Regions from separate parts of the Homo sapiens genome. Here region 2 is linked to region 1. Evidence: chromatin loops called from intact Hi-C (ENCODE). Cell type or tissue: PC-3. All regions are shown on one strand.

What was found. Hi-C counts contacts between places; a loop is a spot of excess contacts. Peaks named below come from ENCODE experiments on the same cell type or tissue, not always from the same donor. Only the 100,000 strongest peaks of a DNase experiment are listed, where the experiment ranks them.
Region 2: it touches region 1 in a loop (6-fold over the local background); 13 of 110 quality-filtered maps call a loop at or near these places.

What each region holds. Positions count from the first base shown.
Region 1 is chr18:55,233,623-55,236,122 of GRCh38, forward strand. It overlaps TCF4 (transcription factor 4), which reads right to left. Exons shown (of 20, transcript NM_001083962.2): 16 at 926-1,061. Among named protein-coding and RNA genes, the nearest start is that of LINC01929, 110 kb to the left of the region's middle. RefSeq lists an enhancer at 1,036-1,330. In PC-3, a CTCF peak has its summit at 1,191 (motif pointing right); a DNase peak (open chromatin) is centred at 1,209; H3K4me3 peaks cover 857 bases.
Region 2 is chr18:55,342,591-55,345,090 of GRCh38, forward strand. The region is part of intron 8 of TCF4 (transcription factor 4); the gene reads right to left. Among named protein-coding and RNA genes, the nearest start is that of TCF4-AS1, 110 kb to the right of the region's middle. In PC-3, a CTCF peak has its summit at 1,048; no DNase peak of the experiment used is centred here.

The DNA of each region.
Region 1 (2,500 bases):
CTGGCTAATGTGGTGAAACCCTGTCTCTACTAAAAATACGAAAAATAGCCAGGCATGGTGATGCATGTCTGTAATCCTAGCTACCCCCTGGGAGGCTGAGGCAGGAGAATCGCTTGAACCTGGGAGGTGGAGGTTGCAGTGAGCTGAGATCGCACCACTGTACTCCAGCCTGGGCGACAGAGTGAGGCTCTGTCAAAAAAAAAAAAAAAAAAAGTCCATAAAATGATTATTATTCATAAAAAATGGGCAGACATACCCATACATATAATTGACACTCAGATCTGTACAATGTTGAACAGCTGAAAAAATGCCCACATGTATTCCTGTGGCAATGTTATCATTTTTATATTAAATGTGAAGGGACTGAGAAGATGTTATCTAAGCGACTCCTAGTCAGCTGGCCAGCAATAGCCCAACTTCCTGGGGTCATGAAAAGCCGCTCGTAATCACCGGTATGAGGCAATCATTAGAGGGCTAGATGACTCAAGAGCGAAAATCATGCAACCAAGCTCCATTTTTTAAATGCACCTATATTTCCTTCCATCTTAAACAACAAAAACAATTTCCTTCCTTCCTATTCATTTGGAAATATCATTTTCAGGCCACAACTAACCACATTAGAGGACCTGAATGAGAAAAATGTGGAAATAGCTAAAATAAAATTTCCTCTCATCAGTCTGTGGCCTCATTCCCTGCTGATATAGGACCAGGATTTCAGAGGATGTTTGAGGAAAACAGTCCCTGGAGAAACACAATTAGCGGGCGAAGTTCTAAATACTTTGCCATTTCCTTACCATTTTTGTGCCCAATTTGATTCCTGGGTTTCTGCCAGTGCTTCTTGAGGGATGAACACCAAGAGGCTGGGTATCAACACTGGTCCTATTGTGAAAGTGAGGTCAGAAGTGCCCTGGTGAGGCCAACCTACCTCTGTAAGGGTCCTGGGGTGGGTTCAGGTCAGGGGAAGTCGCAGACTGGACAGGAAGCTGTGGAACCGGAACCTGGTTTGGCAGAAGAGAATGGCTGCCTCTCAGGGCCACGCCATCTTCACGATGGGTCCCCACCTGAAAGGGCGAGAGGAACCAGAGAGGTGAGCAGGAACCGGAGGTGCGACAGCTATTTCCAGAGGCCAAGAGGACCTGATGAAGGCTGGCTTTTCAAAAACCATACTCCCAAACGCGTTTCACTAGAGGGCGCTGAAGGACCGCACATGCACCTATAGTTCCCGGCGAAAACACTTAACACTCAGTAAGATGCCGTGCTGTACATTCAGTGACAAATATGGCAGAGTAGCTCAGGCAGGTAAAACGTCAAATTGCCTCCCAGGGTGCTGCAGTGGAGCGCACTGATTCGTACCCATCTGTCTTCTATCATGTCCGCCAACAGATCTGACAATTATCTTAATGCCCATATGCTTAATTGTGAGCTTCTCAATTCCCCCATTGCTATCGGAAATCCTACAGGAATTTCAATTTGGCATTCGACTTTCATTTCAGGGGATAAGATTCTCAGGCCTGCCATTTTTTTTTTTCCATAATGCCAGCTAAGCCTCTGACAGCGGAAGCTACAGCAGTATGGGACACAGCCTCTGCTTGGTACAAATATAATAAAATGTCACCTGGCTTTCCAAAACTGGCAGCCCATTCCAAATTAATGTTTACTGTATTTCATCAGCTGCTGAGTTCCAAATCCAAAGGGGGATGGTTTCTGCCAATGCCACCACACCGGAAAATGTACCAATAAAGGTTTTATTAAACACACCAGTAATGCCATCATTGCCATGCAAGGAAGGATGTTTGGACATTTTTCCATTTTTTTCCTCACTATTCTGACCCTAGAAAGACACCATATTGTAAATACTCTTTATGCTTCCAAGAATAAAATTATAGAGTACAGCATGATTACTTCATTAAAAAAATACTGCTGAGCTTTTTATTAACTACTACTATCGACTCTGGGGTCCAGAGACATTGAACTTGTGGCACTGAGACAGCAACTGCCTACTTCATAGCACATGCCTTCAAGCGAAAACATGAAGCATTTGTCAACTAAGAGGACAATCAGTAGTTCACATTTTCTTTTCTATTTCCAAGTATTTTCTTAGCCTATGGTTAAGTGAGCATTTACACAGGACGGTGGGTCTAAAACACAAAAAATTAACCATACATTTATACTGCTATGAATCAGGTTTATTTTTTTTTCCAGTCAAAAATATGAAACCAGAAAGGAGAATCATCACTCTTGTGTTACCAATATATTTTAAAAGGGTATTTCCAAAGAATGCATCAACAATAAGTATCTGAACCAACAACAAATTCACAGGACCTAATAAGCACATGCTATTTAAAGGCAGCCATGTATTAAGTATCACCTATAATATTTTGCTTTTTACTGAAAATATATTTAAGTAATTGATCCTGAAGTATGCCATTTTTATATTCATGTGTGCATGTGTGTGTGTGTGTGTGTGTGTGTATGCACTCCAACTTTTTTTTAAATTTTG
Region 2 (2,500 bases), 110 kb after region 1:
ATTTCAGCTTTAGTAGTAACGCAAAATGAGCTAAACACTGCTGCCTCCTTAGACAATTTTTTTCTTATCCTTTAACGTCTTGAGTTATTAAACTTTCTTAAGCTAGAGCTCCAGTTTTTATACTCCACTTGTTATTAAATTATTTTGTACTTCAAGTTCGTTTCATAAAAAGCAAGCCAGAAAATATTATTGTACTGTGTTAATGTACCTGAGCACCTGTGAAACAACCCAATTCTCCAAACAGGGTTACTTGAAAACATTAATGCTAAGAATCTGCCACCTACTTGAAACTGCTTTCTCATAGCAGCTAATGATATAATGATATACTGTGCCAATCGGTAGAATGAAAGACATTACAATATTATTATAAGCGTAATTCAGGAGGCATATTTAGAATGATATGGGCCATGGAGGGAGGAGGCTCCTGTAGACACTTAGGTATTCTTTCTCAGATGCCATCAAAATAATTGTTCCAAAGTAGCATTTTCCTAAAATCCCTAATGGTAACAGTGACACTTTTTGTATGTGTATGTGACGAATGACACCAGTTTTCATGATTAAATGTACTTGCAAAGGTCATTTTTATGAGAAAATATAAGTCTTTCTAATATGGCTCCATGTTTCACAAAGGAAATGCCCTTTAATCACTGCCAACATATGGCAACACACTGAGAAATTTTCTTTACAGTTTGCTATGAAGAGAGCTTCACTACGAAATGTTCCTATTTCCTGCTCTACGGAATAATCAAAATAAATTTAGTGAAATTTAACACACACACAGTTCCTCTTCTTATTACTCTGGAAGTAAGCACTTATATATCAAGTTTCATCCCTAGTGGCTTATTTATGATTAATTCCTCAGATGACAAAGTCAGACAAGAGACAAGAGTGGGTGTCACTAAACCACTTAAGTAGAATTCTTAAAATGTTCCTTTCAAAATACAACTTGCACATTCTTTCAGAAGTGAAATCTATCCATCTCACCAAATCATAAAGCATCTTTATTTTCAACCCTGAAATTTTACAAAATGCAGAAACTTCTGCACTACCTTAACTTCTCTGAAGAGGGAGTATATGCTCAAGTAAAGCATCAAACTCCTCAAATAGCTCTACACCTATGCAGCAGCTGCAACTTAAAAAAGAATCACTCACATGCTGCTGTTTCCAGATAAAATAATTAAGTATTTAAAACTATAAGTTTTGCACCACATTGTATAAAAGCTCCTATTCCTTTAAAAGAAGCACACTCATACACATGGGTGCACACACACACGCGTGCACACACACATCCGGGGATAGTAGAAATTGATCAAGGCTGAAAATCCTGTGCTATTGCTTTGAGGTGCAATTTTATGTTCAGTTTAATAATCCAGTGCAGTTATGTAAAAAATCAAACAAAAGCCAAGACAAAGCAAGTGTCTGTCAACAGCCTGACAAGTATGGATTCTGCCTTAAGAAAATACAACTTTGACAATTCTTGAAGAGACTCCTTATTCTTTTAGGATTACTGCCACATCTTCTAAGAGAATCTTATTTAGCCCTCCAATTCCTGATTCATTACTTTCAATGAAAACCTTTAGAATTATTCAAAACCAAGAAAACATAGAAAATGCAGAAATTGTCAGTGATCTGGAAAAAAGGAGAACATTTTGCTATGTTAGCAAATAAAACTATTTCAATCAATTAAATTTTAAAAGTTAAAAAATGGTATTCAATCAAATTATCAAGGCATTTATCTACATTATTTCGTAAATATAAATTCACAGTTAAGCTGGATGCCATAGAAAAAGGTTTTATTTTCAAAATACATGCAAGCCCTGTTATAATTCTCTCTGGGTAAAGCAGCCCTGCAGTGGTTTCCTACACTTCTCAGTAATTTAAACCACTCTCGAGTCCAAAACTTCACACCAAAATATACTCTTCAGTGAAAATGATAAAGTTCAAAATAGCAGTTCCCAGAAATGTATTTCTCTTTTCTCAACAAGTCCAGTTTTACACTAAATGCTATTATTGTTTATGTTAGCAGCTGCTAACATCTTAACGAAAGTCCTGATAAATCTTAGCATGCAAAATACTATTTTGAATACTTGATTAAAAATAAAAACACATTGGAGAGTAGGAAGATACATCAGGCACCACTCCTTAGAAGAGATCACTGAGTAGAAAAATGGGGTGCTGCTGGCCAGGAAGGCTTCTTTCTGGGGGAAGGAATGAACTGGTGGTGTTTTGTTTGAGTGTTTGGGGCATACAACCTTTTTGTTTGTAAAGATAAAGCAGGAATAGCTCAAAAATACACAAACCTTTCATCCACAGTTAACCTTCATGCTTGTCTTTTCCTTTATATTTCTTCTCTCTTTCTATCTAAAATATGCACACCAGAAGCCTTCTTTCTTAAAGGGTGCAGGATTGGGCTTCAAGGCAGAGAAGAGGAGGATAGTGGATGAAGGAGCTCATTATTCCAAAATTCCAAACAAAAATTCAGAAATCCTTGAGCAAACTT